Regions from separate parts of the Homo sapiens genome. Here region 1 is linked to region 2. A link is an interaction called in ENCODE POLR2A ChIA-PET data of the cell type or tissue named here. Cell type or tissue: OCI-LY7. All regions are shown on one strand. Each heading gives the region's core, and the rest is flanking DNA. Links, peaks and the distances in the headings are about the cores only.

Region 1 (5,858 bases), core at 30-4,029, 590 kb before region 2:
CTATGTTGCCCAGCTTGGTCTTGAACCCCTAGCCTCAAATGATTCTCCCACCTTGGTCTCCCAAAGTGCTGGGATTATAGATGTGAGCTGCCATGCCAGGCCTATTTAGTGATATTTGAGGGACACAGATCTGTACAGTTGAAATCTGTCCTGTTGAGATGACCACCAGTAAGGTAATTTTTGCTTTTTGGCTGCCAAATGCCTACATATTAGCAGGAATAGTTTGTCAGATTACATAATTTTTTACAAGGAAGGCTGGGGCCCATGTGGAAATTATGGAATCTATGTTGGTATATTTTGATGGGATGGAAGTATGGTAGATCTGGAGAGAGAGAAGTTCAATCTAAGTAACATTATTACCGGGTAGAGTAATGAGGTGGGGTGCTTTGGATGTGAGGGCACAGGTACATTGTTCAAGTGGAGAGTAGGATGAGGGACTTCTGGAGACTAGCTTTGCTTAGTGTGTAATTTTGTGCATTGTTATGATTATAATAACTTGTAAGATCAGCAATTTGGAAGTAAAGAAAAGCAGTGCTGTGCATCATAGTGTGGAGTTTGTAATAGTTCTAGGCTGTTTTGCAAGATGTAGGTGCTTTACAAATATCCATTGGTAGTAATGGAAGTGCTCTGTCTTATCACCTATTTTAGAAATCTGGAGAGGCAGAATAGCACGAACCCTGGAGCCAGACTGCCAAAGTTCAGAACTGGTACAGCCACTTACTAGCCTATTGCACTGGCCCTATGCTGACTTGGGGTGGCCAAAAGGGAAGAAAATGGCATATTTAAGCAGAGAGGGGGCCAGAGATAGCACTCTGTGAGTTTTCCATGGTTCTTACATGGTCTGAAAGAGATCTGGATGTTCTCACATATGACTAGTGAAGGAAATAGAAGTTAGTAGAGTGAGAGCCAGGAAGCCTGTCATTAGGCTGCTATTGTGAGGGAGGGACCATGTAGTAGACAGAGGTTGTGGGAAGGGCAGATTCATTTCATTGCCCACAAAAATTTGTGCTCCCTCTTGCTTGCAACATTTTTTTTTTTTTTTTTTTTTTTTTTTTGGAGACATGGGGTATCGCTCTGTTGCTCAGGCCAGAGTGCAGTGGCAGGATCTTGGCTCACTGCAACCTTCGCCTCCTGGGCTCAAGTGATTCTTGTGCCTTAGCCTTCCGAGTAGCTGGTACTACAGGGATGTGCCACCGTGCCTGGCAAATTTTTTGTATTTTTGGTAGAGATGGGGTTTCACCATGTTGCCCAGGCTGGTCTCTAACTGCTGAGTTCAAGCGATCTGCCCGCCTCAGCCTCCCAAAGTGCTGGCATTACAGGTGTGAGCCACTGTGCCTGCCACTAGTTTTTCACTAGTGAATGTGAATAGAAATCAATTTGTTGTCACTTCTGGGTTGAAGTGGCAGAAAAAATAGGTATTCTTTCTTCACCTTCTCTTTTCTAATTCAAGGGCCAGATGCAGAGGTTTAGGCTCTTAAGGGATAGTAAAACCATAAGATTGGAATGTTCTACAGTCCCTAAATTTACCATGTGAAAGAAATTTGTGTACCAAATAGGAATACCCACAATGGATTGTAATATTAATGAGAAATTTTAATTGTGTGAAGCTACCGAAAATCTGGGGTTTATTTGTTAAGCAGCTAGTGTTGCCTTAAGTATAAGCCAGGGACTGGATAGACGAGGTAGTCGAGACTGTAATAATATCCGTACCAGCAGGAGCTGAGGTGGGTGGGGCCAAGTTAGGAGATCCTCTGGATACTGTTCCAACATATTCATCAGCATGTGCCATTGTGACTCTGTGAGGGCCAATATTCAAACCTTAGAGGCCTGTGAGGATCCCCAGGGCAATCCATGGGTCTGTATTCAGGCTAATCATAATACTCCAGATGCCCATGAAAGCTTTATCTTACGCCCAGTCACCATGATAAGAATGAGGAACAGAGAAAATCTATACAAGTCTGAAGAGTTTTCTTAAAGTAGGGTTTCTTAACTTGACTCTGTTGATATTTTGGGCTGGATAATTCTTTGTTGTGTGTTCCTGTGCATTGTAGAATGTATAGCACCATCCCTGGCCTCTACTCACTAGATGCTAGTACCATCTTTCTTAATTGTGACAATGAAAAATGTTTCAAGATATTGCCAGATGTTCCCTGGGGACAAGGTCACTCTCAGTAGAGAACTACTGCTTTAAAGATTGAGTGAATGAGTGAATCTGAAAGAAATGATTTTAAATGGAAAGAAACTATTATCCTTAATTAAAGAACTTTTTCCCCTTTTAGGGGTTGGGTAAGGTTCATGGGGAGCAGTTCATTTCTGTATATCCAATAAAGGAAGCTATGTTGTTTTTATAAAACATCCTAGTTTCTAGTGTGTGTGTGTGTGTTTTCCTCTCTTCCTTGATATACTATATATATGTTTGTATTATTTTTTGAGTGACAGAGTCTCCTCCTGTCTCCTGCACTCCAGGCTGGAGTGCAGAATTCCTGAGCTCAAAGGATCCTCCTGCCTCACCTTCCCCAGTAGCTAGGACTACAGGTTTGTGCCACTGTGGCTGGCTACTTTATTTTTTTTGTACAGACAGGGTTTCGCTATTTTGCATAGGCTGAATTTGAACTCCTGCCTCCCAAAATGTTGGGATTACAGGCATGAACCCTGGTACCCAGCCTTAATGTTGATTCACCTTTCTCTTTATCAGCTTTAGAAATTACTTGAATTTTCCATTTATTACCTTGTGATTATTTCTTCTAAACCAGTAGCTGTACTTTTTATTGGCTAGACTAAGCTTGTCCAATCCCTGGCTGGTGAGCTGCGCACGGCCCAGGACAGTTTTGAATGCGGCCCAACACAAATTCATAAACTTTCTTAAAACATAAGGAGATTTTTTTGTTTTTTAAAGCTCATCAGCTATTGTTAGTGTTAGTGTATTTTATGGGTGGCCCAAGACAATTCTTCTCTTCCAGTGTGGTCCAGGGAAGCCAAATGATTGGACACCCCTGGCCTAAACAAATACACGTTTTTTCCCCTGTAATCTCAGCTGTCATGTCCACAGGTTGTCTCTAAATTATGAAAACCAATAAATAGTGTTGATACCATGACTGTGTAAGTATTATTTAATGCTAAGCCAGATAATGTGCTTAGATGATTATTCCTTTTCTGTCCCTGGGCTGCCAGAAGAAACATGTTGATAATATAGAGAATTAGTAGACTTTATTTATTTTATCAATTCTGACCATCAAATTAAAAAAAAATTTGGATATGACCAAAATCTAACTTTGGAATTAAAAAAGTTTTTGAATAGGACTTCCTGTTTTTCTTAGTGTCTTAAATTGCCCTCTTTTCTTGTACTATATGCCTCTATTATAGCCTCCCCTACACCCCAGCCCCCCCACACCCCAACTCTTCAGCATACTGCCTTTTGTGCTGCATTCTCTATTTATCTGTATTTGTCTGTAACTCTGCCTCCATTTGGACTCTTCTAGGTCTTTTCTTGTAACTTCCTTTCTCCTTACTCTTGAATTGGATCCATTCTGTTATACATATTTTTTTTTCCTTTTTTTTTTTTGCATCTGCTTGATCTGTTTATTGGAGTACATCTTCAAATAACTCTTTGAAAAAGAAGTATGTATGAGAGGCAAACTTTCCGAATTCTGTGTAAAAAAGTCTCCATTCTATTCTCACAAATGATTGATAATTTGGCTGGGTACAATATTGTTAGTTAGAAATAATTTTCCTTTAGAACCCTGAAAGGATTGCTTTGTTGTCTTCTAGCATCTAGGGATGCTGATTAGAAGTCATACATCAACGCCTGTAATCCCAGCACTTTGGGAGGCCGAGGCGGGTGGATCATGAGGTCAAGAGTTTGAGACCAGCCTGGCCAACATAGTGAAACCCTGTCTCTACTAAAAATTAGCTGGGCATGGTGGCAGGTGCCTGTAATCCCAGCTACTTAGGAGTCTGAGGCAGGAGAATCACTTGAACCTGGGAGGTGGACGTTGCAGTGAGCCGAGATCAAACTACTGCACTCTAGCCTGGGTGAGACTCCGTCTCAAAAGAAAAAAAGAAGGAGTCATGTATCAGTCTGATTCACTATCCTTTTAAGGTGATTTGTTCTTTATTCTGTCTGAAAACTTTTAGAATCCGTTCTTTTGTATCTTCTACAAAGTCATAATGAGGTGTATAGGTCATTTTTGTTTTGTTTGGCTGTTTGTCTAGATACTCAGTTGCTCTTACAGTCTGAATCAGATTATTTTTCCAATTCCAGGAAACTCTTCTCTGTCTTTAATAATTTCCTCCCTTCATCATGTTTTTTGCTTTTCAGTAGGCAGTTGCTTTCTGTCTTGATCTTCCTTCTCTCATCTTTTATATTTTGTGGGTTTTTTTTCCCCTTTAGTATTTTGGCTGATTTTCCTGGGGGTAATCTGTAAGTTTTGTTGTTCTCTTTTTCTTTTCCCACCATTTTTACACTATGTTGTATTGTCGTCTTGAGTCTTAGAATGTGCAAATTAGATTTTTTTAAAGATACCTTGTGTCTCCTTGTGTCTAATTTATCTCCTTTTCTCCTCCGGTCAGTTTTTATGTTTGTTTTTGTAATCATTCTTTTTTCATGCTCAGTTTTCCTTATGTGCCTGATAATTCTTGGTTGTCCATTCATGGTTAAGAAAGACAGACTAGGTTCCTGGTCACCCTCCCTCCCCTGTTCCTTGGACTGTTTTCCCTATTAGATTTTTTTTTCTTTGAGTAGGAATTCTGGCCAGAGCACTTTGTGGGGCAAGGTAGTACAGAGTAGGATCTGTCTCTTGGCAGATTGTTTTAGGGTAAAAGAGAGAGGAGCTAGCTGCTAGGCTATGTATGGGCCCTTTAAATGCTGGATGAGATGTGTTTACTCTGTGCCACACCTCCGCTTAGCTTTCCCTAGATAGTGGTTCACTTTCTTTAGGGAAAAGCTGACTTGTTTTTTTGCCTGGAGGTAAAATGTCAGTTGTTTAGAAACTGCTTGGAAATAGGGGATGGGAGATATAGCTGTCCCTTATAGTTAGTCAAGTAATACTCAGTTCTCTTATTTTTAACCCTACTATTTATTTCCACCCTCTGCTGTACCATTTACTTTATAATCATGCTTTCCTGGGGATCTTCTCAGACGTATTGGTTCCCATCCTTTCCATGTCACTCTTAAAGGTTATAATGAGGCTGTGGCTTTTTCCGCTTGTTATTTCTATCAATCTCACATATACTTTCATTTCCCAGAAATTTGTTGGATTTTCTTTCTAGCCTCAATTTTAATTTCTTTACTGTTACGATTTTCTTTCTTTTATGAGTTGTTTTTATTTCAGTGGAGTATCTGGAGTAACTGAAGGGAAAGTTTGTATTTAGCGCCCCATCTTTTATTAGAAGTCTTCTTCTAGCTTCATAAACAGAAGAAACAGAGCCTATTGAACTATTTTTTTGTTAATGCAGATTTATTCATAGAAATTATGATGATCATGATACAGTGTTAAAATACACTTATGTCCCTTCACTATTGATTTGTATAGTTGTTTGTGCCTTTATGCCGCTTGGTCCTAAAACTTGAACTCTGAATTCTTGCTTGCTTCATAGTTTTTGTTTCCCCTTTCGTTGTCCCCTACCCCAACTTGCATGTTGTTATGATTATCTTGCCATTTCTTGTTTGCTACTTGGAAACTGAATGAAACTGTTTAGAATTGTGTGTAAAATAGTGACTTTGCTCCAGGGAATGGCATTTTAGCTTTAAACACATGACCCTTGTGGCATTTTAATTATTTGGAAGTCTTTTGTTCTGTTTCTCAAGTGTATCTAGATGGGTGAGGGGTTATTCTTTTTCATTTACTTCTCTGCCTCAT
Region 2 (7,926 bases), core at 2,123-6,122:
ATCATACTAAAATACTAAGTAGGAACCTACCTGTGTGGCCTGGCTGTGTGTAGGAGATGGATAGAGAAACAATCCTAGAAGTGAGGCAAGGCCAGCCTGAGAAGGAAGTGAACTGAAATATCTGTTAGAAATACTTCCTCAGGCAGGGAGGGAACCTGTGCAAGAATAGGGGGTGTGGCCAGCCATGAGTGACAGACACTCGTGGACTTCCACATTAGTGCCATATTCAAACTGAGCAGAACTAGAATGCAGAGGTCCCAGGCTTCTAGAGTTGTACTTCCAGAATATAGTCTGAATTTTCTAGAACTCTTTAGAAATTTTTCCTTTTGCTTGTGAAGGGTGATGGCAGGGTATATCAGGCTACAGTCTCCATGTAAGTGAAGGTGTCAGTTCTTTTCCAGGTTAAGGTATACTATACTAACTGGTATGACTGTTTGATCCCTAATTTGGGAAATGATACATGTAGTGGTAAAGAAACAGGATTTGGAATCAGACTGAAGATAAATCCCTCTAAGACAGGAATAGCATCCATCTTGTTTGTTGATAACCAAAACCTAGCTTCACTGGTTCCTGGCACAGGGAATATACTCAATAACTATTTTGAATGTTGAGGGAATGAATCAATGGATATATGAATGAATGAACTAACCTGTTTGAAATTCCAGAGCTTCTATATTTGAGACTTATGGCCTTGGGCAGGTTACCCAAGTTCTCTGAGTCTTAGTTTTCTTATTTGAAAAATTGGAAAAATAATACTCAGTTTACAGGGTTGTTATGAGAAATAACATGATCTAACATATCCATAGCCCTTAGCACAATGCCTTAATAAAGGCAAGCTGTCATAACAGTGATAGTAGCAGTATTAATGTTCATCACTCCCATAATCACAGAATTGTTGTTCAGTGGGGGAGGAGGTGGGTAAAATGTGGACATAGATCCTCATGGCAGCCAATGAGAGATTAACAGAGGAGAATTGTTGTGGAGTGGAGAGTCTGGACAGGGGTTATTTTATGAGGTTTAGGTGAGAGATTGTACATGCCTTGACCTTGATAGAGAAGGTAGACATGGCTGGGGTGAGGCCTTAGCAAAACTGGGTCAATTTGAACTAGTTTCCTTTGGGAAATCACCAGTGTGTCTGGCCTCAAAGTTCAGGCCATTTCTACCACATCATAGTACATACTCCTACCTATGTGAAGAAAAGAGGGGGATAAATAAAATGTAGGTCTCTCTCTCTCTCTGTGCGTGTGTGCGTGTGTGTGTGTGTGTGTGTGTGTGTGTGTGCGCGTGTGTTAAAGGCCTGGAAGATACTGCCTAGTTGGTAATGGAGACAAAGTTGTTGGGAGGTAGTCAAAAGGAAGGGTTGGTGTTAATCAGAGTAAATTTCTGCCTTTCCCTTCTGGCTGGGCCCAGTCTTACCTCTGGATGGGAAGCACAGCTGATATGCTGCCATGCTAGGTTCACTAGCTCATGCTTTCTGGAGGAAAGCAACGATGTTTGCCGTCATGCAATCTTATGCTATTTTGCAAGCCAATTTTTACAGCCTTTACAAAGTACTCGTTAAAAGGGAATATATAAAATGCTTGAAGGGAGAACCATGAGAGAAAGTTGGTGCCATGAGTGTATCTTATTAGGTGTGTTCTAACAGGCTAGATATTTTACATACCTTATGTTTCATTTGTATGACCTCTCTCTCCATTTTATAGACGAGGATGCTGAGACTTGGAGAGGCTAAGTAACTTGGTTACTAAGTTGTGCAGTCAAGATTCCAACCCTGACCTTTCTGAATTCTGAAGCTATTCTCTGACCATATTCTATAATGCATGTGAGGATGCAAAGCTAAATGAGCCTTTCACTCTCTGCCTTTGTCTTCTCTCTGCAGTTATCTTGCATTTTATGGAAGGGCTAGCTCAGCGATGGGAATGGATGTTTTTATGGAAAAGAATCACTTACCGGCCAGGCATGGTGGCTCATGCCTGTAAGCCCAACACTTAGGGAGGCCGAGGCGGGTGGATCACGAGGTCAGGAGTTCAAGACCAGCCTGGCCAAGTCTCTGCTACAAAAGTGAGCCAGGTGTGGCGGCGAGCACCTGTAATCCCAGCCACTTGGGAGGCTGAGGTAGAGAATTTTGCTTGAACCCAGGAGGTGGATGTTGCAGGGAGCCGAAATTGCGCCACTGCACTCCAGCCTGAGCGACAGAGCAAGACTGTCTCAAAAAAAAAAAAAAAAAAAAAAGAATCACTTGCTGTTCCAGGCACAATGGTTGTATCTTAACTTAATAAGAGGAGTAAACAAGTGTTGAATCCTTAGTATGTGCCAGCCATTACACTAAGAGCATCACCCTCACGATCTTACTTAATCCTCACCGCAAGCCCATGAGCTGAGCACTGTGCATGCATGCTACTGGGAGGTAGTGGGTGGGATCAGTATAGGCTCTTCCAGCTCATTGCCACGCCTTGGCAGGGTGAGGTCCATTGCATTGGCTTCCCTGCCAGATGCTGTAGGAAAATACACTGGAGGCCAGGTGCAGTGGCTCATGCCTGAATCCCAGCACTTCGGGAGGCTGAGGAGGTGGGCAGATCCCTTGAGCCAGGAGTTTGAGACTAGCTTAGGCAACATGGCAAGGCCCCATCTCTATGAGAAATACAAAAATTAGCCAGGCATGGTGGTGCATGCCTGTAGTCCCAGCTTACTCAGGGGGCTGAGGTGGGAGGATTGCTTGAGCCCAGAAGGTCAAGGCTGCAATCAAGCTGAGACTGCACCATGACACTACAGCCTGGGCAACAAAGTGAGAAGCTGTTTCCAAAAAAACAAAAACAAACAAACAGAAAACACCAGAGACCTGGTTCCTAGGTTCATAGCATTCTCCCGTGGAACATAAACAGCTAGTGTAAGACCTATCTTCCTCCAGAAACAAGTGAGTTATGAGTGCAGATACAGTTCATTGACAGTCAATGTGATCCATAAGCTGGGTGGGACAGTGGTTTTTCCAAGGCCACATCCCACCTTATCATCTTCTTCCCTGTAATAGCTGTAAGAGTATTAGCTCATATTTGTTGACCTGTTGTTGAGCTCCAGACACTGTCCTAGTCATTGTACATGCATTCTCTCTAATCCTCATTGCTATTCTCTGAGGGTGGAACTGAGACAAAAAAAAATTAAGTCCATTTGCCCAAGGACTCACAGCAAATGGAAGGGCTCTGATTTGGACCTGAGGGCATCTGTTTTTAGAGGCTAAATGCCTGACAGGGAGGTCTACAGCTGAAAGTCTCAACCAGATGGTAAATGAGAAGCACTGCGTTTTATTTACCTTCCTGACACCAGGTCATGTACTGTAGGGACTCAGTAAGACTTGTTACTCAGGGCCAGTTGCGGTGGCTCACACTTGTAATCCCAGCACTTTGGGAGGCTGAGGCGAGTGAATCACCAGTTTAGGAGTTCAAAACCAGCCTGGCCAATATGGTGAAACCCCAACTCTACTAAAAATACAAAAATTAGCTGGGTGTGGTGGCGGGCACCTGTAGTCCCAGTGTCTGGGGAGGCTGAGGCAGGAGAATCGCTTGAACCTGGGAGGCAGAGGTTGCAGTGAGCCAAGATCATACCACTGCACTCCAGCCTGGGTGACAGAACAAGACTGCATCTCAAAAAACAAAACAAAACAAAACAAAACCCAAAAACTTGTTACTCAGAAGAAGCACCAAAAGGTGGTTGTTTTGGGGGATTGGCAATGGTGTGGAGTATATCGTATGTGCTAAGTGCTTTTTAACCAACTTGGATCGAGGCCAGGGTTATTTTCCTATTCTAGGTCTGACCTCAAAGTGCTCCCTTTGGCATGTTGGATTCAATTATTAGGGTGTTTTCACATTTACCTTTCCCAGCAATAGTTTTCAGCCTTAGCATTCTGCTCACATTTCACTTTTAACTAAGTCTCTCTTTAGCAATCTGCTCAGACCTCTTGCCTGTGTGAATAAAGTTTGATTTTCACAAAGGGCACTTTCTAGTCAAAATTCCATACTTGCTGCTTTCCGGGCTATGAAGTGCTGACCTGGGTGGAGGAGACATTGTTTCCTTAGAAAACGACAGAGCTTGAAGCTCTTCACTGATGTGAGGGCCTTTCTCTCCCACTTTGGAACAGTATCAGTCAGATGTACTTCATTAGAGAGACCCTGGGCTAGTTCCTAGGAGCTTCCTGTCCACCAGCTGCTACAGTGGGGTTGGCAGGTACCAGGTGTGGCCAGCAAACATACCTGCCTCAGAGGCCTGGGTCCTTTGAAGTGCCGAAGGAATGTCACACTTCAAAGAAACCTCACTGCAGCTGTCACCTGGCTATCGAGGGGAGGTCAGAGAGTTAATATGCAACCATGAAACTCCCACCTCCAGCCAACACCTGCAAAGCTGAAGCACATTTTTTTTTTCTGGTGCACAGGATTTGAAAGCATTGTTCCTAATTTATCTCAGCATTGTTCCTAATTTATCTCAGCAAGAGCTCAATGCCCTATGTCTTCAGATAAAGATCTATTGTATATATCTGTCCAACAATAAAATAAGTAAATGAGCTGGATTTTTCTTTTCTGAATAGGAATTATTTAGTAATGAAGTAAGTATTTGCAATTACTATTTGCAGGGGTTTAATTATGGGACTAATTTGTAAAAAACATTAGCAAGGCTTTGTACAAATGTAGCATCTTTTATCCGAGGATCACAATGTGTTGTATGCAAATGAATGAACTCTGCTGATGGCTCTGTTTGGTATGCACTCAGTCACTGTTTTAAATTTTCCTTGGGCATTCAGCACTCTAGGGCTGGGGTGGGAAGCCAACATTTATTTATAAATTGCAGCAAGATGGATGTAGATTAGATCTAAAAAAGGACTTCCTGGTTGTGATGTTACTAAATGCTGGCCTGAATTACTGCAGCAGTTTTTAAAGACTTGCGTGAACAAGACTTCCTGCCACTTTGATAGTAGTCTTTTTATTAGAAAACCAAACCCATCATCTTCTTCCAGTAGAAGAAGCTAAGTTTTCAACTTAAACACAAATAGTAAGCCATTAAAGAAAAGAAAAAGAGGGTTGGAGTGAGTGACTATAAAAGCCCAAATTCTGGCAGACTCTCCTTTAAGGCTCTGGACTCTGCTAAAACCTGGACTGCAGGAAGGTATGCCTCAATTAACATCATAAAGGCTAAATTTTGCCTGGGGATAGCCTTTGTTACAGTTCCTAGCCTCAAAAAAATGGCTTCAGCTCCCTTTCCCTCCCACCCTTGTTTATACATTCCAATACAGATTTGCATCTAAAAAATAAGATAGACAAATGCCTGCATGTATATGTTTATAGTGGAATTTCATTACAGATATCTGCCTAATGCTGACAGATAAACCAGGCCCGATGACCTAATATTCCTCCTGCACTTGTTTTATTTGAGCTTCATGTTTCTTCTACCTACTCCTCCTTCGGCAGGAACAGAAAGATTTAGAAAAGAACAGGTTCTTTGCAAACAGCCTATGGCTACTCTGATGGCGGACCCTCATTCACCCTCACTCTCTGCTTTCTAATCTCTTTCCTGTCCCACTGCCTTACGGTTTATTGAAACCTCAAAACTTTCTATAGCTTTGGTGCTAAATTTTGCAATCAGTTTTCTTCCTCACTTAGGGGTTAGTGCCCCTGGACTCATATTGGGCTGCAGCAGAGCAAGTGGAAGGTCAGAGGAGTTGAAAAGAAGAGTTTCTGGAATTGGGCTGCTTAATTCAAAATCTGGTTTATGAACCATGGGAACTTGGGCAGGTTTCTTCACCTCTCTGCCTAGTTTCTTTAACTGTCAAATGGGGACAGTATTAATCCCTACCTTATAGAAAATTCATGAGAGTTTAAATGAGATGATACATGTATAATACATATTTCAGGTAACATAATACAGATTTCTGTTAATTAATTAGACTCCAAAAACATAAAGATGGGAATACTTGTATCTCATAGCATTTTTGAATGCTTTTCACATGCTTCTTAAGTATTGTACACATACCATCTCATTTAACTCTCATGACTTTTCTATAAGGTAGGAATTAATATTGTCCCTGTTTGAAAGTTAAATAAACCAGGCAGCGAGATGAAGAACTCTGCCCAAGTTCCCATGGTTCATAAACCAGATTTTGAACTAAGCAGCCCAATTCCAGAAACTCTTCTTTTAATTAATTAAACTCTGAAAACATAAGGATGCTTATACTTATATTTCTTTCCTGGATCCAGAGCATCTTCAATTATTATGGTGTTTCTCCAACTGTGGGTTGGGTATTATTAATGGCTCATGAACTCAACTTAATTTGATATCAACTAGCCTACGAAAAAAGGAAAAATATCTGTGTACAAGGCAGGTATTAAGGATAGTACTACCAGGCATGATAGCATGCATCTATAGTCCCAGCTATTCAGGAGGCTGAAGTGGGAGGATCGCTTGAGTCCAGGAGTTCTTGGCTGTAGTGCATGATGCCAATTGAGTGTCTGCACTAAGTTCAGCATCAATGTAGTGACCTCCCAGAAGCAGGAGACAACCAGGTTGCCTAAGGAGGGGTGAAGTGGCAGAGGTTGGAAACAGAGCAGTGCAAAACTCCCACACTGATCGGTATTGGCATCACACCTGTGAAGAGCGACTGCCTTGCAGCCTGGACAACATACTGAAACCTGCCTCTTTTGAGTTCTTACCTTATAAAGTATCCTTTCTTCTCATGCATCTATCCTAAGACAACAGAAAGTACAGTATGTAAACTTTTTTTTAAACATGATAGTACTGTTTTAGAAAACTTTTATTTATTTTATACCTGTATACTTATATGTGATATGTACATTTACTTAACATGCTTTACCTATGTATATTTACATATATACTTACATGAGGTACATTGAATCATGATGTAAAATATTATTTCAAGTCAAAAAAGTGAAAAAATGCAAGACATTTTTCCATACAAATTGAACAGAGTTGCCTGCTGTACCCGTTTCTCCCCTGCGTCATGGGTTATGTACTGTACTCTTTCAAGATGATAGTGGTCTTTTAGAAATATTATTAGGAAAGTCATAAATGCAGCCAAGGAGGGAAGAAAGGAATAATTTAAATGACATATACGGCAAGGCAGACAAAAACTATTGGGCATAGTATGTAAATTATAGAAGTTCATTTTTTACAAAGTATATATATGTAAAGGTTTAATATCTTTACTATATACAGAACACTTACAAGGCATATGAGCAATTAATTCATAAAAGGACAGTCAGCCACCTCTATCTGCGGATTCTGCATCTGTGGATTCAACCAACTGTGAATCAAAGCATTTCAAAAAAAATAATAATTATCTCTGTACTGAACATATACAGACTTTTAGATCTTGTCATTATTCCCTAAATAATACAGTATAACAACTATTTACATAACATTTATATTTTATTAGATAATGTAAGTAATCTAGAGACTAGTTAAAGTATACAGGAGGCTAGGCGTGGTGGCTCACGCCTGTAATCCCAACGCTTTGGGAAGCCGAGGAGGGCGAATCACGAGGTCAGGAGTTTGAGACTAGCCTGGCCAACATGGTGAAACCCCGTCTCTACTAAAAAAGACAAAAAATTAACTGGGTGTACTGGTGGGCGCCTGTAATCCCAGCTACTCAGGAGGCTGAGGCAGGAGAATTGCTTGAACCCGGGAGGTGAAGGTTGCAGTGAGCTGAGATCGCGCCACCGCACTCCAGCCCTGGTGACAGAGGGAGACTCCATCAAAAAAAAAAAACTTTACAGAAGAGACTAGGTGCGGTGGCTCATGCCTGTAATCCCAGCACTTTGGGAGGCCAAGGCGGGCAGATCACCTGAGGCCAGGAGTTCAAGACCAGCCCGGGCAATATGACAAAACCCTGTTTCTACTAAAAATATAAAAATTAGCCGGGTGTGA

What was found. ChIA-PET counts read pairs that join two places held together with the same protein. Peaks named below come from ENCODE experiments on the same cell type or tissue, not always from the same donor. Only the 100,000 strongest peaks of a DNase experiment are listed, where the experiment ranks them.
Region 1: POLR2A ChIA-PET joins it to region 2 with 6 read pairs; 4 of 35 experiments call an interaction of 5 or more read pairs at or near these places.

What each region holds. Positions count from the first base shown.
Region 1 is chr12:76,547,626-76,553,483 of GRCh38, reverse strand. The region is part of intron 1 of OSBPL8 (oxysterol binding protein like 8); the gene reads left to right. Among named protein-coding and RNA genes, the nearest start is that of OSBPL8, 9.2 kb to the left of the region's middle. In OCI-LY7, for the core only: no CTCF peak of the experiment used is centred there; a DNase peak (open chromatin) is centred at 2,013; H3K27ac peaks cover 745 bases.
Region 2 is chr12:75,956,586-75,964,511 of GRCh38, reverse strand. It overlaps the pseudogene RN7SL734P. Among named protein-coding and RNA genes, the nearest start is that of PHLDA1-AS1, 70 kb to the left of the region's middle. RefSeq lists an enhancer at 6,085-7,030. In OCI-LY7, for the core only: no CTCF peak of the experiment used is centred there; DNase peaks (open chromatin) are centred at 4,291 and 4,861; H3K4me3 peaks cover 2,236 bases; H3K27ac peaks cover 2,997 bases.